3 separate regions of the Mus musculus genome follow, and regions 1 and 2 are each linked to region 3. Evidence: chromatin loops called from intact Hi-C (ENCODE). Cell type or tissue: heart. All regions are shown on one strand.

Region 1 (8,000 bases), 50 kb before region 3:
TCTTTGAGTCAGATGTGGGTTCCCAGGCGCTTACAGACAGCGTCCATAGCCTTTCCTCTATTTTTGTTTCCACCCTCCTCCACCAGCTATGGCCTCTAGCTTATCTCATGTTATAGTATAGCTTCGTGGGGTTTTGTTTGTTTGTTTTATTTTGGTTTGGTTTTTGTTTGTTTGTTTGTTTGTTTTTTCGGTAGGGGTGCACTCTGTGGCCTCGAACTTGCGATAATCCACCTGCCCCAGCTTCCCGAGCCCTAGAATAGGCCACGATGCCCAAATTCTGGCACTTTCCTAGCCACAAGCCTTAGCCCACAATAATGCAAACCCCTAGACCTCCGCTTCCGCAGCCCGCGCAAGTTGGGCTCTGACCCTGCCCTCTTTATACTTTACAGGTTCTTTCGGTCTTTTCACTCTTGTGTCTCCATCCTCATTCCTAGCCCACAGAGTTAGAACCTTTAAGTCCTCTGGCCTGAACAGGGACCCTATTTCCCTCCCTTCCCACCTCTCACCTTGGGGCCGTCCCTATTCTCAGCTCGCTCCCGGGTGACCATTGCTCCTCCGGACCCTTCGGTGGACTCAGCGCGTGCTGCCTAGATCCTTATATCCCGCCGCTGCAGGGTAGGAGGGCTAGGGCCCGGCCCCGCCCCCTTCAGCCCCTAGATGCCCAGCTCAAGGACCCCGGCACGAGGCTCCCGGAAAGGCAGGGAGTGAAGGGGGAGGGGAAGGGGAGGAACTAGCCCCAAATGTGGGAAGTGAGGGGAGGAAGGGGCCACAGGCTGGTTTAAGGACCATAAAGCTGTATAATAAGGCGGGACCCAACTGGAGGGAGGAGATTATTAGGGGAAGAGAGTCTAAGTGAACTGGGAAGAAATCACTTAGGCATGAAATTTGGGGGTCTCCTAGACTAGTAGATTTCTTGGAGGTTCACTATAGCCCCACCAACCCTGAAATAAATGTTGGCATGCTTCTGCCTCCAGGCTGAATATTATAATCTTCTCCCAACCCCTAAAGGTGCAGAGCAGATCTACCGGATTCTACTGGCTGGCTGTGGGAAAAGACGGCGCCGTTGTATCTGTCTCTTCTACTCAATTCCCACAATAACTCCAGTACTTATCCCTGCAGACGTAGTAATAAGGAGAATCTGCCGCCAAACTGACTCTATAGATACTGTGACTTGAGTCCCCGGGAACAGATTTTCCTAAGGATGGCTGGACTAAGGGAGGACAAAGGAAACTTCTAGGGGGAAAAAAATCCTTGAAGTATACGTGAGTGAAGAAATCTTTCCATTCACTACCCTTGATCTTAGTTAGCCAAGAGGCCGAGAAGCGATACCTTTCCGTTTACAAGAACTTGGTTTAAAACTAAATTCAGGAGTACAGCTGGCAGGAAAACATAGAGTGCACCAGTTGGTGGGCGCTCTGGAGGCCTCTAGGGACTGTAGGGGAGCAGGGAGACGTGAGATTTGCTAAAGGGACAAGAAAGGTTTGGTTGCAAAATGGGATCTTCACCCACCTCAAACAAAGAGCATGACCTCTCAGAAGGATGGATATGTCAACACCTGGAGACTTCAGGGCGAAGTGCCTGAGAAGGTAAAATCGAAATTTAACACGACAAGAAGGCCTGGGGAAAGGACATAATAAAGACAGGGCTACAAACCGAGCCAGAAGATAGCTGTGGAGTCAGAGACAAAGTGGAACCCCTTCCCAGAGGCCCTCCACATCCTGAGAGGGTTTTCTGGCAAGAGGCTGCCTTGCCAAAGGCAGAGCAGGAGGGGCCCGGTACTTGAGAAAGGAGGCACCCATTTGGGGTTAGGGCCCTCAGTACATCCCACCTTCCCCTACTTCAGCCAAATGGAAGCACAGATGTGTGGTCCCAGCAGGCCCCACCGCCCCCCTCCTTGGGAACCAGGATTGGGGTTGAGTTTTTCTCACCTGCACGTGAGGCTCGGGGCCTGAGGCAGTTTGCACCCGGGTGTGGGGCCGCCCCTGGCCATATGGAATGACTTTATGGCCCGGTGGCCGGATCCAACGGAGAGAAAAAAATGGCCTGACGCTCCACCCACCTCAATGATTCTCTACAACCTTTTCCCACACCTAGAAGTAGGATTGGATCTGCCTCTGAGAAGTTCACATAGGCTTATTATGACCTCTCTCCTTGTCTGCATTGGTGGTTCAGTGGTAGAATTCTCGCCTGCCACGCGGGAGGCCCGGGTTCGATTCCCGGCCAATGCACAGTTCTAGCTTTTTTCTTTTTTTTTTTTTCCGTCTACCTCAACTAGGAAAAAGTTAAATTGACAGCACATCAAGCAAGTATTATTCTTGCGCTTTAACATTTTAACCAAAACTGATATGTAGTGTTTTGTTTCTGTGGCCGGCTTGGACGTTCCAAAATTATTCTCTGACTCCGCAGGTCCTCACAATCTACCCCTAACCCTCGGGAGTTCTGGCTGCCTCGACACACATCTTTGTCCACACTCCCTGAGGCGCAACCCTGAGAAAGGACACGGAGCTGGGATCACTGCCCAAGAGTTCTCTCCTTCCTCAGCAGGGGAGGGCCAGGTCTTCCAGGTCTTTCCCTCTTCCTCTCTCTCCCTTTCATTTTCTGTTCTCTGAAGCACCTTTTCCCCATATTCAGTCCTGGGCATTCCAGTTTTCCGGTTTTACTGGTCCCTGAGCACTTCCAGCGACTCCATCTCTCTGATAGTTTTTTCAGGTCTCTCGGAGACTTCTGCTGGGGTCTCTCCGGGTCTAGAGTGTACTTTCCGGCTTCTGAGTCTCACATCCTTCTGCTGCTCCCTCTCTGGGCCTCTCCGGGCTACCTCGTCGTCTTTCCTGGTCCCTGTCGCCTCCGGCAACCCTGCGCTCCCACGCTCGCACCCCCAGTTCCCTGCAGCTCCCTGGCCCGCCCCTTGCCGGCAGCTTTGATCCCGCACGCGCCGCGCCCGGGAAAGGCGGGACCCGGCACGGTCACCTGCTGGGGCCACTTGTGAGCGACCCGGGGGCCCTGACGCCCCGCGCTGGCTTTCCGCTCCCCTCCGGAGCGCTCCGCCACCTTCTGTGCCCCTCCTCCCTGCCTTCTCAGGCTCTCACAGTCTCAATTCCGGTTTAAGCCTTCTTCTCCTCTCTGGGCTGTCTCCTAAACGTTTCAGCCTGGTCTCGGAATGTGTCAGTAACAACTCTCCCTTCTCGGTTCCAAGCAGGGGCCATGGCCCTAGGAGAAAAGGAAACCGCATCTTGGCATCTCTGTGAGCCCAACTGGTACATTTGCCCACTCAGCCTAAATCTGTGTGTGCCTGCTTTGTGACCACTCTTGTTAGGCTTTCGGGTTACACCGGCTCAGAGCGCCCCTGAAACGTCCATTTTGACGGGGATGGTGGTGTGAAGACCGGAAACATCCAAGAAGGCAGAATAGGATAATTTCAAATGGTTGTAAGGATAAGTGCAAAGACGTGACAGTGAAGTACTAGTTCGGTCGAAGTAGTCAGAGGCAACTTCACGGTGGGGATAATATCTCCCCGGGGTCAGCCATGAGTCCAAGCAAAACGAACAAATCCTATAGAAAAGAGATCTGCTGGTGGTAGAGAAAGAGAACCCGGAACAGAGAATTTGGGGATGGCAGGTGTAAGATGAAATATAAGATAGATAGATAGATAGATAGATAGATAGATAGATAGATAGATAGATAGATAGATAGATAGATAGATAATGTCAGGCATAGCCTATTCCAAGCTTGGGGGTTAGTCTAAGTGCAGTGGAGAATTCAAGACCAGCCTTGGCTTGGCAACAAAGACTACTTTCAAGTTGGCATCCTAGTTTGAGCCATTGTTCTGTAAGAAAGAGTAGCAGTTAGAGAACCCCACTTTTCCCAACATCATACCCTCCATCTCCCGACCACTCGATGGAAAAGGGGTCTTCCCTGCTACTGAAGCTGATTCCCCACCCCCATCAGACATCAACTCACCCATCTCCAGCCCCACCCCAGCTCCTGGTTATCCCCACGGGCCTCAGAAGTGCTATAGGCAGGCCATTTGATGAGAAAGGCTCATTTTGAAAAGTGAAAAAACAAACCTACTGGTTTAAGAAAATAGGCTTTCCCAGTAGGCTGAAAGCTTTTAAGGGGCGGTGGGACGCAGGGGGTGGGGGGAGCAGAAGAACTTCAAGTGCAAGGCTGATTCACCATGATGCTAATGCAAATGAGGGACCCCCGAAAACAGTCTGGGGAAAGTTCCAACAAGGTGTTCATAGGGCCTATAGAACTCTGTAAATTGCACATACACACCAAGAAAAATATACAAAGTAGGTAGGCAGTCTGCTGAGAATATTGTGGAGGTCTACCAGGAGTTAGGTTGCTTTTCTGGCATTTCATGTCAGTGTGATGATAACTTACTGGCTATCAGTTATCATCACAGTCATCGTTGTACCCATTTCTGAGACAGGGTCTTGCTTTTCTTGCTGTTTTACCTCACTGATAGTTTGTCAGAATTATTTTCCATTAGTATTGAGGGTTGAACCCAGAGTTTCCCCCTCTATTGGTCAACTTCTATTTTTATTTTTATTTTTTGAGACAGGGTTTATCTGTGTACTCCTGGCTGTCCTGGAACTTGCCCTATAGACCAGACTGGCCTCAAACTCAGACAGCTGCCTGACTCTACCTTCCGGAGTGTACCACGGAAGTGGCCCAGAGCCAATTTTTAAAAGATAGAAATCATTACATTCTTTGCTTTGTTCTAAATATTACTTATTATGCCTAGTTTTTTTTTTCTTTTACATTTTATGTACATTAGGCAGTGGCAGCACACACTTTTAATCCCAGGACTTGGAAGGCAGAGGCAGGAGCATCTCTGAGTTCTGGGACAGCCAGTGTTACAAAGAGAAACCCTGTCTTGAAAAATAAAAAATAGAAATAAACACTATGTGCTTCTCAGGCCCTCCAGCCTAAGGTTACCCTTCAGGGAGACCAGCTGAATGAACTGGGTGATTGGACTCCAGCTCCTTGCCCTGACAGATGTGAAGATGTGGCTGTGTGTGGTACCTTTGTTTGAGGGTATGAGTAGGATTTCTCTGAAGGTCACAAGCCTCCGTCCAGAGAGGACATGCTATGGCTATATACTAACAGTACAGGCATATACAGGCATCTATGTCTCCCTACGCTTGCTCTATGGTGGGCCGCACTGAAGTTCGGAGGAGGGCAGCACATGGCCACATGTAGGCCTCTAGGGATGCAGAAGGTGAAAGGAAGACTAGGAGCAGCTGGTGGTCCTCTTAACTTCCCCTAGCCTGCAGGGCAGCTCCCCAGGCCTGGCTTTCAAGCTCCTTCTTCTTCTCCTTTAGTTCTTCAAAGGGAAAGTGGTCTCCTTAGGATGCCCTAGGTCCTGAATCGGGGATGTTCCTAGACAGCTGTTTCTGTATCCTTAGAAAGCAAGAACACTCAATCTCTCAGTCAAAACAGCAAAGCAGGGGAGCGTTCTGGGCTCATAAAGTAACTGTGGCCTAACTTCTCGGTCTTTTGTTCTATGATTCAAAACTAAACTGGGGGAATCTCAGATAAAATAGAAAGGAACACTTTTTTCTTTTCTTTTTTTATTGCTTTCTTCCTCTTCCTCCCTCCTTTCTCTCCTTGTTGTTGTTTGTTTTGAGGACGGGTCTCCACTGGAAAGCACTTACAAACTTTAAAGACCACAGCTACAAAAGTTGAATGCTGCCTGCCACAGTACATAGTTAGCCGACCTGCTCTGTTCCAGGCCCCACAGAGACAGCTCTGAACAAAAGGCTTCTGCTTTTGTGGGGACACAGTCCATATGCATTACATAAACTCTTATTTGGCAGTCAGTAGGTATGATGGAGAAAAGACAGAGAAAGGGAGCAGAGGGTAAGAACTGTGATTCTGCAAAGCCTCACTCTAGAAGAATGGGGTGTCTGGATGCGGTGATGCCTAGAGTCCTAGCACTTGAGAGGCAGAGGCTGCAAAATCAGGAAATCAAGATCTTCTCCACTACATGAGGAGTTTGAGGCCAGCCTGAGCTACATGAGACCATGCCTCCAGAGGGGTGGGAGGAGAGAGAGAGAGAGAGAGAGAGAGAGAAAGAGAGAGAGAGAGAGAGAGAGAGAATGATTTTTGTTCTGTACTCTCAGCTATTTATGTTGGCTAGAAATGTTCAGCTTGTATTTTATCCAATGAACTATTGAACTACACACTCTGTTACACAATCATTTATTTAGAGTTGGTTGCGATGCACACACCTCAGGAGGAAGAGGCAGGCAGAGCTCTACGATTTACATAGCCTAGTTTACAAAGGGGAGATCCAGAATAGCCAGACCTACAATAGAAAGACTAAGTCAGCCCAATGTGGTGGCACTCGGGAGGCAGAGGCAAGAGGATTTCTGTGAATTCAAGGCCAACCTGGTCTACATAATAAGTTTCCAAGACAGCAAAGCCCTGTCTCAAGAAGGACAAACAAAAACATTAATAATGATTAGTTTTATTTGTTTATTTATTTGAATCAAGGTCGCGTGAAGCCTCTAATGACTTTGAACTTGTGTCCTTCTTGACTCCACCTCGCAAGTAACTGCATTTAAAAACTTGCACCTTCACCCAGTTTCATGAAGTCATGGGTCTCGAAGCCCTTTGCACATGTTAGGCAAGCACTCTAGCAAATTAGCCACATCCCCAGCCCTGAAATCATGTTACCCTCAGCTAGCCTAGACAGTGGTAGCTCAGTTGGGTACACTCACAGCTCACACAGTCTTTTTGTTACTTATCAGCTGGCTATTCCTTGACTGCTTTCTTCCTTTTTGGCACACCAAAGCAATCCAAAATTAACTGATAACTTCATCCCCAGCTCTGAATCATCCTTTTACCCAAAGAGCATTCCTTGGTTCACGTTAGCAGAGAATGGCATTTCTTGGCTGATGGCTAGAGGGTTGTGTGTGTGTGTGTGTGTGTGTGTGTGTGTATGTGTGTGTGTTTTATGTGTTTTGTTTTATGTTCTGATGCCTACCAGCGTGTCTTTGCTTTAAGGGAGATGGTGTCTGGTAGGTAGAGGGTATGAGGGAGGAACTGGGGGGGCTGCATTGTCAGAGACCCCTTTGTGGTTAGACATCCCTGAAGATGAAGTTAGATTGTTCCTACGACATCAGGAACTGAGCCAAAAGAGCCTTCAGACACACAGATGCTTTGATGAAGGCTTTGCATCCTCAAAAGCTTGATGTCACTAGAATATCACGTGCCTCGTGGTTTTGACACACACACACACCTTTTTGTGAGGTTCATGGAGGAATTGGTTCATTATTATTTGAGAGGGGAGAAAGGGGTCACTTTCTTCTATGATTATGCCACTCATGTCGTGAATATTTATACAATATGTACTCGCCTCATGAATATTCGTAATTTTTTCTTTGAAATCCACTACACTGACCCCCTTGGGGCTGTTCCATGCAGAGTCCCCATAACATAAAGAGCTATAAAACTGTGTATGTGAGAATTCATTTCTATTTGCACATACAGTACAAATAGTACAGTTCCAAAAAAAATGAGTTTCTATTGACACCACCCACTGAACTCATGGAATCAGATTCATGCTTTTTTTTTTTTCCCCCTGGATCTGGAGATTGGACCCCAGGGCTTTTTCCCAAGAGGCAAGAACTACTCTACTGGCTGTAGCCTGAGCCCTTGGTGCTGTGTTTTCAGAAAGCTGATTAGAATTGTACTGTGTTTGAAACCAACTCTCACTATGGCACCCAAGCTGGTCTCAACCTGGATGGAAGAGTAGAGATGTGAGCCAGCCTCCACCCCTTCCTCCTCGGTTTATATATTAGAAGTATCCCTCTCTGTTGGTGAGGGAAAGGACGGGAAGCTCATGTGTGCAATCCCAACACTTTGGAGGCTAAGGTAGAAAGATCATTGTGATTCAAAGGCTAACCTGGACTACATAGTGAGTATAATGAATTTGAGGCCATCCTGAGCTACTGTGTTTCAACCTTCCCTTCTTCCCTCCCACAAAAAGG
Region 2 (8,000 bases), 83 kb before region 3:
GTTCAAGCCCAGGATTTGATCCCCACATTGGAAAAGAAAAGAAAATGAAAATAAACTGTGGCTTTTGTAAGGAAGGCTCAATTTAACTATAAATGGTTCTTAGTTGTACAGCCACCATCTTTGTTTTGTATCCATTTACCTACCGTACTTAATCATGTAGCCTGTAACTTACTTGGTTTGTCTTTCTCCCAGTCTCCTGCCATGTTACATGATATCAAGGAGGCTCTTGAAATATGAGTCTTGGTATTTTTTTTAAAGATCTGTTTTATTTTTAGTCATAAGGGGCTGCCTCTGGAGTCTAGAGGTATTAGATGCACCAGGAACAGGTAAGTGGTTAGGAGATATTTGACATGGATGCTGGGGATCAAACTCAAGTCCTCTGGAAGAACAGTTTGTGCTCTTAACCACTGAGCTATCTAGCCCCGGAACGTAATGACTGGGTGGATTAGCAATAAGATAATGGTAACTGGATGGTGGCGGCGGCACACGCCTTTAATGCTTGGAGGCAGAGGCAGGTGGATCTCTGAGTTTAAGGCCAGCCTGGTCTACAGAGCAAGTTCCAGGACAGCCAGGACTACACAGAGAAACCCTGTCTTGAACAACGAAGAAGAAGAAGAAGAAGAAGAAGAAGAAGAAGAAGGAGAAGGAGAAGGAGAAGGAGAAGGAGAAGGAGAAGGAGAAGGAGAAGGAGAAGGAGAAGGAGAAGGAGAAGGAGAAGGAGAAGGAGAAGGAGAAGGAGAAGGAGAAGGAGAAGGAGAAGGAGAAGGAGAAGGAGAAGGAGAAGGAGAAGGAGACGAGGAGGAGGAGGAGGAGAAGAGAGAGAGAGAGAGAGAGAGAGAGAGAGAGAGAGAGAGAGAGAGAGAGAGAGAGAGAGAGCTGGGGGTAGGTGAAGACTCACAGAGTAAAGCTAGGTTAAACTACATTCAGGAGTGGTGGAGGCCAGGAATGGGTTAAGGAGAAGGGTGAAGAAGAGAATACTGAGGAGGAAGGTCATAGCCCAAACTCCTGGATGACTGGCAGGCTGTTTCGTCCCCCTAGGCACAAGGCCATCCTGGGCTGAGGACAGGAGCTGTTAGGCCGGTCAGGCCCGCCCTCCTGGGCTGTGTTCAGCCACCCTCATGACTCTGTGGATACAGAGGACCTGAATATGCAAATGTGCATCTCAGTAGCAATCCATGCAAAATTTCCTAGCCACTCCCCCGCCCTGGAGACTGTGCCTCCAGGGGTCTGCTAGTGAGAGTGCTGCTGGAGGGGGTAAACTGAGGCTGGGGACTTGGGGAATGGCATCCCAGGGTCCCTGGGGATTCCAGATCCTAGGGCACTAAGGAAGGATAAGAGGCCCAAATGTAACCTAATCTCATAGTAAATGAGTATTGGGTACGTGGGAATGAGGAGGTAGAGGCTCGTGGGTATCCTAGAGGACTGGGTAGGAGAGGCTTGGGAGAGAGACAGAATGTTACTGAGGTATAAAAGAAGATGGGTGGCTTTGCATAGAAAGAATTATTTCTCCCCTTAAAAAGCTGTCTCCAATCATGACCCAGTAGCAACAAGTCTCAAAATAAAGCTAGGAGATGGTGGCACACACCTTTCACCCCAGCTCTCAGAAGGCAGAAACAGGTGGATAGCTGTATCTGAGGCCAGCCTGGTCTAGCCTGGTCTACAGAGCGAGTTTCAGGACAGCCAGGGCTACACAGAGACACCCCGTCTTAAAAATAAATAAATAAATAATAAATAATAAGAAAAATCTCCTCTAAGCCAACTCATTTACCCCAAAAGCTAGAGTGACCCCTCTGGGTTTGATCCAGCTTCAAGCCTCAGGTGAGACTTATGTTTCTCAGGAGAAAAAAGATAAGAGACAGGTGTAGTAAAATACGTGAGTGTGGCCAGGAAGATGGGGCCAGGACTGAAGCTGGGGACTTGGATGGGATTAGGCATACGGATATGAATGGACACTCCCCGTTTGTGACCCAAACTTGGATGCATAACTCTGGGTAGGTGCTCACTGAAGAACTGGTTCTCCTGGACCAGGGGTGGGACCAGCAAACGTGAGAGGCCCTGGAATAGATGCACATTCGCAGGGGAGGCTCCTGGCACCCACCTACACTAGGAGCTAGGTCCTCACTGTTGGGGCACCCCCCAGACCTTGCCTCACCCCAAGCCTGAAAGGCTGATAACAATCCCCTGGGGCCCCACTCCTCTGGGACAAAGAGGACAAAATCAAATCATACCTGTCTCTTGCTCAAAAAGCATCGCCCTTCTAACCGTAGACGGGAACCTGTGTGACTCAACATCTTGTTGTAGCCACTTTGGCTTCCATTCTGTTTCTGGAACATGTGCCCTTGATTTGTAACACTCCCCCTCCAAACTGTTTTCAGAGTGGTTTGTTTGTTGGTTGTTTGTTTGTTTGTTTGTCTGCTCGTTTGTTTGGTTCATTGTTTGTCTTTGTCTTGAGGTCTGGGTCTGGTCTCCAGTGTCACATCCTTGGCAGACCTTTGCCAGCCACCACACCTAATCCCTCCCCACCAGTCACACCAGCGCGTGCCATCTGGTTTGTGTTTCTGACTACATTTGCCACCATCTGTAAGTACTCCTCTGTTGATGTGGAGTTTGTCCATCGCTCCATTAACTGAAAGCAGGAGTCAGCTTGGGGAATTCTCCGTTGCTTCTCTGATGTTGAGAGCAAAGGTAGGGAGTCAGTCATGAGTCAAACAGATCCCAGAACACCAGTTCAGGGAGGGACTTTCCAGGGCTTCTTCCGACTCCCATTTCTCTGGGACCTCTGTTCCGGGGAAACTTGCTCAAAGCCCACAGAGAAGAGACCGGCACGTGTGACGATTTCCCCACTGGTGGGGAATCCAGCCTCCGTGCCGGAACAACCCCATTAGACAGAGGTGCAGGCTGAGCCTCTCCTGCATCTCCCCTCAGACATGCCGAGTCGGGCAGAAGTCCTCCACACCGCCAGGTGTGTCTTCCCAATAAATCTCCAGAGTTGGCTTTTTGAGGAACCGGATTCCCGTGACCCACCCTAGTCCTTCCCTCTCCTGCTCAGGAGCATTTCGCAGGGCTCGTATGCCTTCTGATGGAGTCTTGATGCCGCATGAGGTGCTGCACTGGGGAGATAGCTGCCTGTGCAGTGGCCTGATCAAGGTTGGAGTTAAAGGGGTCTCTATTTTCCTCCCGTCTTAGCCCAGCTGGCCACAAGAGGGCACCCCTAGAGTTTCTTAGCGCTAAAGCAAAACAAACCAGGATGGTTTTTTTTAGCAAAATCACTGGGCTCTTCAGAGAGAATATATATGCTCCAAACACCTCTTCTATGCAGTAGTGTGGGAATTCCACTCTTCTGGAATCAGGGAGAGACAATCCAGTGTTTGGCACAGTTTGTTCATCAACACACACAAACACACACACACACACACACACAAAACACATATATACACACACCACATACACATCATACACACACCACACACATATAAATACACACACCACACACACCACACACACAGCTCACACACATGTACATCCATATACCACATACATACCATACACACACACATACACACATGACTCCAATGAGACAAGGGGTTTGTTTGAATCCAGAGATTCTGAGACTAGAAGAAAATGAGGAAAGGAAGCCGGTAGTGCACTCTCCGGGCTCTGGGAGACACTCCTTATTTGAACATTTCAGCTGAAGGCTCTTCACCGAAGCTGATAATGGTCTGGGATAGAGTCAAGAGCCCTGTGCAGCCTACTAAAGCCCTCAGCCACCGAAGGCCCTGGTAGAGGGCACAGAGTTACCACTAATTCATCTGACTCTAAAGCTGATTCCCCTGTCACTCGGAGCAAAGGAGACCGCTTGCCAGAATTGGGAGGCAGCTGCGGAATGATTCATGGCTTGGGGCCAGCATGGGCTACATGACTTGGAGCCAGCACGGGCTACATGGCAGGACAGACAGTGAAGAGCATCTGGGGAGAGCTCTGGGCAGTGGCTCCAGGCTCACAGACCTTCATGTTTAAAGATGATGTGACTGAAAGGGGAAAGGGAGACTTCAGCTTCATCCAGACCAGGTGTGTGTGTGGGGGGGGGGGAGTGATTACTCCACAATAATTCAGCCGTCTCACAGATTTCAGCAGCTTCACAACATCCAACTCAGCCAGATGCGCCTCCCTTCAAGTCCCTCAGACACACGGACAGGCTGTGTCACTTCTATAATATCAGCTACCAGAATGCAGAAGCAGAGAATTCTGGACCGTCTCCGTGAAGTCTGGAGATGATAACACCACTTCTGCACGTAAGTCAGCCCAAAGTTCTACATGTGACTCCACCAGTGCACAAGAAGGCCAGGGATGAGCTCTGTACGTGTCCAGGAGCAGAACCGGATATAAGTGGTACCACTAACAGTAGCACGCCCAGAAAAAAAGCCTGGGCTCAGAGCCTTTGCAAAATGCCTAGTCTCTTCCTGAAAATGCCCTGGGTCCAGCTATTCCTTCCGATCTGGATGCTTCACTCCAGGAAGTAAAGGTAGGAACAGTAGACTGGACAGTAGAGTGAGCAGGGAAGGTGCCTGACTCCTAAAAGATGGCCCACAGATTCACTCTTGCTCCTCACCCCAGGACTTCTACCCACTCCAACTTGGTCCACCCCATATCACTATCACCATATCGCCATCACCACCACCATCATCATCATCATCAAAACAAAGGAAATGAGAGCCAAATACGTTAGCTTTTATTGAAGTCACTGGGCTCAAAGACAGACAATAGGATGGGAGTGGGTTTAACTGGGATGTGGAAAGAGAGCTCAGAAACTCAAGCTGAGCAACCTGATGTGGGAGAGGATTCCACACGTTAGAAGGGCATGGGTTCTATTGTGCATTTGACTTTAGTTAGCGGCTTTCACCCTGAACACTGCTGTACTGGTCCCTCACAGCTCAGGGCACATTGATATAATGTCAAGGCCATCGTGGTCCCATGGGCAGAGGAGAAGGTCCAAACTGAGATTAAAGAGGCCTAGAAGGCCCTAGGGAGTTAGCCTTCCCCTTAGTTGTAACTTCCTTTCCTCTGGGATGGCTCCAAGTGGGACTCAAATGGAAACACTGTTCTCAATGAGTGGAGGATCCAAGTAGGCATAGGGCAGTGCCAGGCTCTGGTTGCGCTCCCTGATGTCCTTTGAGATCTGGGCCAGGCAGTTCTGGAAGGCTGCGATGCTCTGCCGTGGGGCCTCCTCTGTGAAGTGTTCATCTGGGTAGGTGCCCAGAGGTCTCTGGGGGAAAACAGGTGGAGATGTTAGAAAGCTGTTCCAGATGAGATAGAACATAATGAAGGTTGGCATGTCAACAAATACAGTCAAGGTGTTATCTAAAGATACAATCGGTCACCGCCGTAAGGAACACAAGCCCTTCAGATCGCAATGCCAGCCCTCTTCCCCACGATGTGACTCTGAAAGAATGGCCCACACAGGCTCATGTATTTGGAGGCTTCGTCTCCAGTTGATGGGACAGTTTGGGAAGGATTTGGGGATGTGACCTTCTTGGAGGAGGTATGTCACTGAGGTGGGTTTTGAGGTTACAAAAGCCCATTCTATTCCAAATTTTAAAATACCTCAAGTGGCTGTGCATGTTGGCACACACCTTTAGTCCCAGCACTTGGGAGGCAGAGGCAGGTGGATTTCTGAGTTTGAGGCCAGCCTGGTCTACAAAATGAGTTCCAGGACAGCCAGGGCTACACAGAGAAACCCTGTCTCAAAAAAAAAAAAAAAAAAAAAAAAAAAAAGAAAAAAGAAAAAAAAAAGAAAAGAAAAGAAAAGAAAAAAGAAAAGAAAAAACAAAACACCTTGAACCATGGATCAGCTGTGAACTCTCAGGAGCATGCTCCTGGGCCATGCTCCCCAATGTCAAGATCACAGACTCTAACCTTCTGGAACCATGAGCCCTCAGGGAAATGTTTTCTTTTATAAGCTGCCTTGTTCACCGTGTTTTGTCACAATAGAAAAATAACCAAGACAGCCTCCAACCGCAGAAGCCCAGGCAGTGTAGAGCACAGACTGTGCCTTGGGCCCTAGCCAATCTAGTCTGAGCGGCTCCTCTGCTGACAAACCGTCTCATGTCACTCTGACTCTGGATGCCAGTTCCTGGATCTCACCAGGGGAGACTGAGGAAAAGCCCAAGTCCAGCCTCTCCCAACCCCCAGTGCCGGACCCACGCTTTCAACTCAGAACACAGTCACAGTCGCCACTCAACAGAGCTTAGCAAACATATTCCAGAAAACAGGTCCAAGACTATATGTCACCACACAGGTTTGCTAAACCCAACCCCTGGGGACATTCAGCAGCCTGGTTCTGAGATATCTTTACAATCATCTGGTATAATGAAACCTCTGTTATCTATATATAAAACCATCATCACGGTAACACTATCACACTTGGGAACCTGGACACCACAAGCAGGGAATCTCACAGAGAACGTCAGCCAGTGCCATCCGTGTTTAGAACTGTCCTTCCACGGTCACTGTCAGAGTCCAAAACGCACGGGTCCAGTTCCTTAACCTTCATACAACACCAATACTACTGATGTTTTACCATTTCTTGTTAAATAGCAGCAGTCATAGCGGGAATTATTTTTCTTGCCCCTGATTTTAATGTGAAGACCTCTATTCATCATAAACACAGTGTTTTTGTTGTTGTGGTGGTGGTGGTGGTTGTTGTTGTTGTTTTAAGATATACTTTAGGGCCAGGCATGGTGGCACATGGCTTCAATCCCAGCATTTGGTAGGCAGAGGCAAGTGGGTCTCTGAGTTTGAGGACAGTCTGGTCTACAATTCAACTTCAGGGCAGTTAGGGATGTCGTACAGAAAACCTCTGTCTCAAAAACAAACTAACAAACAAACAAAAAACCAACCAACCAAAAAAATATATGCTTTAATTAAAATTCTGTCAGGGGGGTTTCGAACAGATTTTATTGGTGATGGCTCTCTGCACGGATCAAGTTCATCTTCAGCTGGGATGGGCTAATTATACAGTATGCTTCCATATTGATGGAATAAACAATATCGCTAAGCTCCATAAGGTGAACCAGCCTCTCGGTCTCAGCATCAACCAGACCTTGCCAGAGCACACTATTGTTTACTACACAGTACTTGCCTTTATTGGCTGCTATGTTTTTAAGATTGTTGGAGCTGAGTAGTTTATAATTTCATTTTCTTAATAACAGTTGACACGTAAGTACTTTATATGAACCGTCACAACCATACAAACAACCCCTAGGACGGGCTCTTCTGTGAGACCCTTTGTAGATAAGGAAATTGAGGCTTAGCATGGCCAAATTAGAGACGTCATGGATATGAAGTGTAAAGCCGTGACTGGGGCCCTCTAATGAGATCCACCTCCCTTAAAGGTCACAGCCTCAGCTAGCTGGAGAACCAGGCTCCCGTGATTCAGAAAGATCCCGCCTTTTCCTGTGCTTTCCAGAGGTTTGAAACACCAAGGAACTGGGCATGGTTTCCTTGCCTTAGATCCCAGGCCTGAACCTGGGACTCCGTAGGAGCCGACCTGCGCCAGCACACCTACGCCTTGTGTGTGGTTTCCATATCTTCTAAAGCGCTAGCTGTTTCTGTTTTCTTACAAGGCCATTTGCTTCATCCCAAGTTTCCGTGAAACTGTAAGCAGTATAACTTTCTCTCTGTGAATTCCCCATTCCTCATGTGTACTTTTGTTCATATATATATATATATATATATATATATATATATATATATATACACATTTAATTAGAATTGCTGGGCTGGAGAGATGGTACAGCTGTTGAAAGCCAGGCTCACAACCAAAAGATCAGAAATCATTTATAATTTCTTTATATCACCAGTCTTTTCTTTTCCTTAACAGGGTTTCATTCACCCGATAGCTCAGGTTAGCCTAGACGTCACCCTATAGCCCAGGCTGGCATGTGCCCACACCAATACACACATTACTAAAATAAAATACATTTTAAAAAGATAGAGCATGG
Region 3 (8,000 bases):
AGATGAGAATGGGAGGGCCAGGAGGGCACGCGCACGCGCGCCCTGTCCGCGTCTTACCCGGGACCAGAACAACGTGATGACAACCACCAGATGAGCCAAGAGCGTCAGGAACCGAGAGGGCACGAGCCCGGAGATCCGACCCATGGCCTCGGGGGCCTCGAGTGGAGGCCGTGGGTTTTGAGGTTGGAAGTCTGGGGTGGGTCACTCATCAAGTCTCCCTGAGCAAGCAGGCCAGACCTCTCTACTTAAGTGTCCTTCCCGCGCGCTCGGGCGCCGCCCGGCTGCCATGGTAACTGCGTCCGCAAGCGCCACGCTGCTGCTTTCGGAAGTCTCGCGATAGTGCTGCTCCCTCTACCAACGTCTATAGGCGCGGTACGTGAGCCGTTGATGGACCCAAGAGGATGCAGCCAGAACCACCAAATCCTCCCTTCTCCTGTGCTTCCCACTCACTGCCTTGGGCGCTAGGAGTCGAGGGGACGAACGAGGAGAGGCTGATGCACCGAGCTTGTCCCAGGGTCAGGCTAAGTCCCCTAGCCCCTGGTTGTCAGAGGACTCCCCCTTCCGCCCTAGAGCAAAACTTTGCCGAAGAATGACTCTAATTTCTTCCTAAATAACTTGTCTCCGTGTCATGAGAGATTTGCCGAGTGCAGAAATGAGCAGCCTTGGGATGGTTAAAATTGGATGTGGGTGAGGTGACTGCCTCGGGAACCGAGGGGATCTGAAAGGGTGAAGAATGGAGCGGGGGACTGGAACTGCTTGCGCTTAGCCTAGGCTGGGACGCTGACCCACCACCGATTTCACTCTTGCTCTGAGTTGTTAGGCCCCGGACATTGCTCAGTTACAGACCAAGAACCTCTTCTTAGGGTGATGTGACCGATTTGGGGCTTCGGATGAAATCCCTGCAGATCGGAGAATCGGAAAGTTCTCAGCACTTTCCAGTTCACAATCAAGTCCCATGTCAATGGACCTCCCATCCCACTTGCACTCTCTGGTCCCTCCATTCCTTTTTCTTTGTGCCTCTAAACCAGCCCAAAAGACAAGGCTCAGGACCAGAGGGATTTCATCTATTCAACAAATATTTGATGTCTCCCAGATGCCAGGCACTGTGCCCCAAATCTGAGAGTACCTCGATAAAGTCCCTCCAGGTTATATTCTAGGTGGGGAGATTGATAACAGCCAAAACAAGAACAAAACCCAGCGAGGTAATGCGTGCTATAATTTTTTTAAATTAAAAGATAATACTAGAATAATATCAAAGGGAAGCTTTGAAAATAGATACTTCTTAAATTTTTGTTTCAAGGAATTGGCAGAGAGAGAGAGGAAGGAGGTGGAGGAGGAGGAGGAGGAGGAGGAGGAGGAAGAAGAAGAAGAAGAAGAAGAAGAAGAAGAAGAAATGATTCTGTCTCCCTAAAGTAATACATGGGGTTCCCTTTCCTAAGCCAGTTAAAGGTCATGAAAGACAGACTGGAGGTCTTCTAAATGAACGGGGGGTAGGGGGGTGTCTAACTGAACCTGAGATCCCAAACCAGGCAAAAGAATTGCCCCCCCCTCGCCCCCTTTTATTATAAAAGACTGAGGTGAGATGCTTGGCAAGTTTTGTATAGGGTTTGTAACTTAAACAACAGCATTGTAATCATGTAATTTCCTGATTTTTTTTTTCAGTATTGGAGATAAGCTCCAGGCCTCTTACATATAGGTAGGTAAGCACCCTCCACTGAGCCATCCTCCCATCTTCCCTTCTGAGACCCTATAGTATTATCAACGCAGAGAATGGCATTCTAAAACACAAAGAATAATCTATAGCATTGAATGTCCTTATATATTCAGCTCCTACTTATTGAAGCTTCTGCCTGTGGGCTGCACTGGGGATCAAACACAGGGTATGGACCACGCTAAATGATTACTTTACTACTGAGCTCCACTCAAGCTCCTATATGGTGAAACTATAACTTTTTCATATAAAATTGAGTCTTAAGCTGGATAGGGGGAAACACCTATAGTCCCAGCATTTGGGAGGTGGGGGAAAGAGGTTTAGAAATTCAAGGTCATGCTAGGTTATATAGTCAGCTCAATAAAAGGAAAAAACTAAAATGTCTCTACAAAAAAAAATGTAGAAATGGCTTAGTGATTAATCCTTGCACCAGGTGTTAATCCTAGCACTCAGGAGGCAGAGGCAGACAGATCTCTGTGAGTTCAAGGCCAGCCTGGTCTACAAAGCAGGACAGCCAAGGCTACACAGAAACCCTCTGTTGAAAGAAAGAGCACAGAATACTCTTGTTAAATTCAGTTCCCAGCACTCGTATGGTGCTGCTTACAACTTCTTGTATCTCCAGATCCAGTGCCCTCTTCTGGAAACTACACACACACACACACACACACACACACTCAACACACACATGCACACACACTCACACATACACTCATACTCACACTTAACACACCACACACAATCACACTCAACACACACATACACACACACAAACACACACAAGGACTCACACTCAATGCACATACACAATATTTAAAATAAATCTCCAGGCATGGTGGTACACAGCTTCAGTCCTAGCACTCAGGAGGCAGAGGCAGACAGGTCTGTAGGGTACACAGTGAAATCCTGTCTCAAAAAAGTCTTTAAAAATAAGACTGTTAATTATTTTAATTAAGGTACCTCAAGATAGCCATTTTTGTTTGGTTGGGTTTTTTTTTTTTTGCTTTGTTTTGTTTTGTTTTGTTTTGTTTTTGAGACAGTGTCTCACTATGTACTGCCAGCTTTCCTAGAATTCACATTTGTAGATCAGGCTGGCCCCCGAACTCACAGAGACCCTCCTGCCTCTGTTTTCAGAGTGTTGGGGTCAAAAGTGTTCATCACCACTTATAACTACATTTATTTACTACTACTACTTCTTCTTCTTCTTCTTCTTCTTCTTCTTCTTCTTCTTCTTCTTCTCCTTCTTCTTCTTCTTCTTCTTCTTCTTCTTCTTCTTCTTCTTTGTTTTCTAATGAGAGGTGAGTTTTTTGTATTCTCCATCACAGAAGTTAGGATGCTATAAAATGTACCAACTCACTTAGGGCACAGACAAGATGAAAGCACGGAACAGTGTCTTCTCCCTGCCTGTGATTTTTGAAGCTGTGTTGGGTGAGGGTGTAGCTGGCAACTATCTCCAGGCAGAAGAAGCTGTATCATAAACTAAGGGTGAGGAAAGGCTAGGACATGCGGACATGCGTTGGAGGATTTCCAAAGATCCAAGAGCAGGAGTCAGCCCTGCGGGGAGATCTGTGGAAACAGCGTTCCAGACAAGGGAGGAGCCAGGGCTAGATAAGCTGTGTGTGTTTGCCAGACAGAAAGGAAGCCAGGGACTCTGAAGCTTAAGGAAGCAGGAGGAGAGATCAGACCGATGTTGGAGAAGTGGATGAGAGCTTAGCTTTCTCAGCTTCTACAGATATGACCAGAGGCATAGTCAGATTTGTGTTCTCTGCAACATGGAAAACATTTTAAGTAGAAGATGAATGAGGAAGATGTGAAAGAAACATGTGATAGATTGGGGCTTGAGTCAGGATGGAATCGAGCAGGTGGATTGGAGTAAGACAATTAAGAGATCAAGAAATACTGAATTTTTTTTTTTTTAAAGACAGGGTCTCACACTGTAGCTCTGTCTAGCCTGAAGTTCACTGTGTGCTGTAGAATGGCCTACTCTTGGTAGTTTTCCTGTCTCAGCCTCTCAAGTTCTGGGATCTCTGGAATGTGCCCTGACGCCTCTCTATGAGAGAAATTTAGAGGAAAAAGGTCTGGGCCTGGCTGTGGGATCCAGGTTCTAGCGTCTGGATGTTTGGGTTTTTCTGATTATAGTAGGCTTCCAGCCTAAGGGGCCTACTCGATGGTAGAAACTAGGTAGTCACACTTCATGTTATACGGTAATGAGACGAAGTGAGCTTTGTACAACTGTCCTCACTTTTTCCACGACCTTGGTTCTCAGAAGCCTGCCCTAGAAAAGCTGTTTCTGAGTTTCAGTGCCACCCTGTGGCCGTAGGTGGCACTACAGGAGCCCGGTGTTCTTCAATTGGCTTCTCCTAGAAAGAAGAGGGAGGGAGGGAGATAAGTCTAGGATTATAAAAACAGAAATCAAGAAAAGTCACCCCAAATATTATCTGAGAGTTCAAATTGCCTCTGTTAGGAGGGAACAAAAGAGTCTACATCACTGAATGTGGGGCACTGCCAGGGCCTGGGGAATTGTTTCCTCAGACAGTTACTTGTGGAGTTTGGGTACAGGCATTCCATTCAACGCATGCTGGCGGTGTGTTGGCGACACATGTCGGGCACCAGCTTCACCCTGGGTTTAGTGGGTTGATCCCCAGATCCGTTGCTAGGAATGGATTCACTTTGGCAGCCTGTCCTAGAGCAGCCTGGCATCACAGTGGAGGCCGCTGCAAGCGACAAGTGCAGAGACTGCTGTGCCACCACTAACGACCTGCCCTTCCCGCCGATCAGATAACAGTGCTTTCCCCTATATGTGGGAGCCTGCCTGCGGGGAGCATCCAGACCTCCTGGAACCCAGGGGTGGCATCTACCTGGTCAGAACCTTCCTGTGCCGTGCGTGCGTGCGTGTGTGTGCTTGTGTGCGTGTGTGTGTGTGTGTGTGCTTGTGTGTGTGTGTGTGTGTGTGTGTGTGTGTGTGATCTAGGTTGTCTTTATGCTTTCGCCTGCTTTGCTTGTCCTCTATTGCTCCAGTGGCAGTGACCCACAGCAGACGCTGCTGTACCTCCTCTTCTTCCTCCAGGCTCCGCGGTGTCGCGGAGCACCCACATGGTAGGCAGAGCTGGCAGTTCACGTGGGACTGCCCGCAGAGCTCAGGCCTGAGCTGCCAGCCCATCGCGGAGCTGCCTGCAAACTGGCACGTGGTCTGAGTCAAGTGCGTGCTTCCCGGCTGCCATCGTAACTCTTTCAATTTCATCTTTTAATGATATTAAACATGTACATGATTTCAAAAGCAAAGTTTACAAGACTGCGCTGCCTAGAGATCTCTGTGCCCCCCTTTTATTGCACATGAATCATTTTATTAGTTTTTAACTTACTCCTCCATCAAAAACAAGCAACCTGGCCTGAAGCTTGAAGTATAGCCAAGGCTAGCCCTGAAGTAATCTTGACCATAGTACTGGTATACCGCAACCACCACCACCACCACCATCACCACCACCACCACCGGAGTTTGGGGTTTTTTTAGGTTCTGGTTTTGTTTTTTTCCAGACATCGTCTCACTAAGTAACCCAGGTTGTCCTTGAATTTGAGATTATTCTCCCTCACCTTCCCCTAGTGCAGGCATTACAAACCTTGCCACCACACCCAGGTCTTTATTCTTCACTCACTATTATTGTGATGGAAAATAAAAGGTTGTTTTTGTGCTATTTTAAGACAGGGTCTTACAATATGGCCCTTGGCAGGGGCAGGCCTGGAAAAAATATATATACATACACATACATATACATATATATCTCGGGCTGGCCTCCAGCTCACAGAATCCCTGCATCTGTCTCCTGAGTGCTGGGATTAAGAGCATGGGCCAAGACAGGCAGATTTCTGAGTTCAAGGCCAGCCTGGTCTACAGAGTGAGTTCCAGGACAGTCAGGGCTACACAGAGAAACCCTGTCTTGAAACAACAACAACAACAAAACCAAAAAAAATAAAATAAAAAATAAAGAGCATGAACCAAGGGTTGTTTCTTCCTAAACAAAACCAATTTATCAGTAAAATCTAAGCGATCCTTTTTTATGGGACAAAGTGTTATCGTCCTATGGTTTCCATAGGGAAAAGAGCTGTGCTGCTTCCCAAGAAAATATTTTATTATCTCTAGATATTTTTTGAGACAAATCCTTAGCCTGTAAACTCCCCATTCTGCCTCCACTTCTCAAATACTTCTGGTGCAGGTAAGCTACTACACTCAGTGTTCTCCCTCCCTCCCTCCCTCCCTCCCTCCCTCTCTCCCTCCCTCCCTCCCTCTCTCCCTTCCCTGCTCCCTCCCCATTTGACAGAGGGTCCAGGCTAGTCTCAGACAACTAAAATGTAGCATTTCTAGCAGGGCCTAATGGCCCAGGCCTAGAATCCCAGCTCCAAGGGTAGAGTGCAAGAGAATGCAAATCCAAGGCCTGCTTGGACTGCAGAACAGATTCAACGCTAGCCAGGGCAATTTAACAAGAAACAGTGTCAGCACCTGAGAGCGTGAGGCAGCGGGATTGAGTCCTAGGCCAGTGGGCCACAGTGGGAGACCCCCCTCAAAACAACACAGGGAATATTGTGCCATTGTGGGCTAGATGGGAGAAAGGCACTGCTCGTGGAATGAAGGCTGTTGGGAATTGAGTCCTGAGTGGTATGTGAGGGTCAAACAGGCAAAAAAAAAAAAAAAAAAAAATCGAAAGACCTACAAGCAACACCATAGTTCACGCACACAGACATTTGGGGTTTAGACGTAGTGAGTTTAGACATTTGAAAATGATCCAGCAGGTGCTAGGGACAGAGCTCACTGGCTTAGCATGAAAGAGGCCGCTAGTTCACTCCTAGACCAGAAGAAGGGAAGGAAAGGGGATGGGGGAGGAGAAGGAGGATAGAGCACAGGAGGGAGGGAGAAATAAAAGAAAAATAAACTGGAGGCACGTGCTTGTCTTCCCAGCCATTTGAGGCTGAGGCAGGAGGATTGCTGAAAATTAAGGCCATCCCTACATAGGGAGTTCATGCCAACCAGAGCTATAGAGTAATAGTATATGGTATCCTGTCTCAAAAATCAGAAAGCAACCAGAACTTTAAAGTTAGTTTTAGCTCTGGGAAGGCTGAAGCCAAAGGAATCCAAGACCAATGGCAACAACTTGGGCATTGTGCGACACTGTATACAAAAACTGAACTGTTCGGAGCAAGCAGCTTTACACCTCTTGCTCCAATGGCCTCCCCACTCTGTCCCCGGAGTCTTGTGAGGTCAAGTGGCAGGAGAGCACAAGGACAAGCAGTGGCCGTGCTCCGCGATCAGACTGTTAAAGTTTGGTCTTAACTGGATCCAGAAGGACACCAGTTGGTTGGTCTCCCTACTCCATCAGTCTGTCGTCAGGGGCGAGTCTTCTCCCCTTTGGCTGCACACGTTCCCTCGCCCCGGCTCTCAACAGAGCCTGACGGCTCCTGAACCTTGCTCACAATTTCGGACCCAGATACTCCTCTCCCCTTCCTCTCCTTCTTTTTCCCCGGCCCTCTGCACGCGCCACATCAGGCCAAACTGAAAAGGGGGACTCATTCTTCACTTTCTTCTCCCTCCCGTTTCTTTTCCAGCTCCCCAGGCCCGTCCGTTCCAGGGACAGGGTGGGGAGGCCATGGAGCAAGAGGTGTAAAGCTGCTCGCTCTGAACAGTTCAGTCTGTGGGTCTTCCTTCTAGGGGAGACGCTCCATTCTTTGGGTTTCCAGAGAGCCCCAAAATCACTAGGGACAAGTGGGTGGGTGGGGTGGCTCCCTGCAATAGTCATGAGGTGCCCTGTTCACAGCCGTGGCCGGCCGGCCTCGTGGCGCAACGGTAGCGCGTCTGACTCCAGATCAGAAGGTTGCGTGTTCAAATCACGTCGGGGTCAGCTCTTTTTTTTTTTTTTCTTACTTTTCTTTAGCTTCTTTTATTTTTGTCCCAATGATCAAAGAAGAAACAACTCTTAAAAAAACAAGAATGGGAAAGCTCAGGAGACAAATCTTGATGCCTCCTGGTTAGTATATCTCGCGAGTATTTTCTTGCGGATAGTCAAGGTAATTCTGGGCAGAGAGCAGGACTCTCAAGACCAGCCAACCGCAATTGGAGCGTTCAGTGTTCTCAGCTGCCGAGAGGTAGATCCACTATTGTTCTGCTAGTTCGTTCTGCAGTTATGAATACAATTGTTTACAAATGCAAAGCCTACTCGTCAGGAGTGAGAGTTGAGGTCTCAGAGAAGCCAAACTGCACTCGAGTCGTGTGGACGAGGTGGCCGAGTGGTTAAGGCGATGGACT

What was found. Hi-C counts contacts between places; a loop is a spot of excess contacts. Peaks named below come from ENCODE experiments on the same cell type or tissue, not always from the same donor. Only the 100,000 strongest peaks of a DNase experiment are listed, where the experiment ranks them.
Region 1: it touches region 3 in a loop (4-fold over the local background); 35 of 42 quality-filtered maps call a loop at or near these places.
Region 2: it touches region 3 in a loop (12-fold over the local background); 6 of 42 quality-filtered maps call a loop at or near these places.

Annotation. Positions count from the first base shown.
Region 1 is chr11:69,113,022-69,121,021 of GRCm38, reverse strand. Hes7 (hes family bHLH transcription factor 7) reads right to left here and starts at 569. Exons shown (of 4, transcript NM_033041.4): 1 at 507-569. The coding sequence starts at 548. It overlaps n-TGgcc5 (a tRNA gene), which reads left to right and starts at 2,158; the gene lies at 2,158-2,228. It also overlaps 9130213A22Rik. In heart, no CTCF peak of the experiment used is centred here; DNase peaks (open chromatin) are centred at 621, 1,971, 2,481, 3,021 and 2 weaker places; H3K4me3 peaks cover 4,078 bases; H3K27ac peaks cover 2,950 bases.
Region 2 is chr11:69,145,823-69,153,822 of GRCm38, reverse strand. It overlaps Aloxe3 (arachidonate lipoxygenase 3), which reads right to left. Exons shown (of 15, transcript NM_011786.2): 15 at 4,708-5,263. The coding sequence ends at 5,084. Among named protein-coding and RNA genes, the nearest start is that of Alox12b, 7.2 kb to the left of the region's middle. In heart, a CTCF peak has its summit at 3,186 (motif pointing right); no DNase peak of the experiment used is centred here; H3K4me3 peaks cover 743 bases; H3K27ac peaks cover 369 bases; H3K27me3 peaks cover 2,620 bases.
Region 3 is chr11:69,063,091-69,071,090 of GRCm38, reverse strand. Tmem107 (transmembrane protein 107) reads right to left here and starts at 282. Exons shown (of 5, transcript NM_025838.2): 1 at 58-282. The coding sequence starts at 144. It overlaps n-TSgct3 (a tRNA gene), which reads left to right and starts at 7,968; the gene lies at 7,968-8,000. n-TWcca6 (a tRNA gene) reads left to right here and starts at 7,525; the gene lies at 7,525-7,596. In heart, a CTCF peak has its summit at 324; DNase peaks (open chromatin) are centred at 300, 4,020, 7,370, 7,950 and 3 weaker places; H3K4me3 peaks cover 5,226 bases; H3K27ac peaks cover 4,393 bases.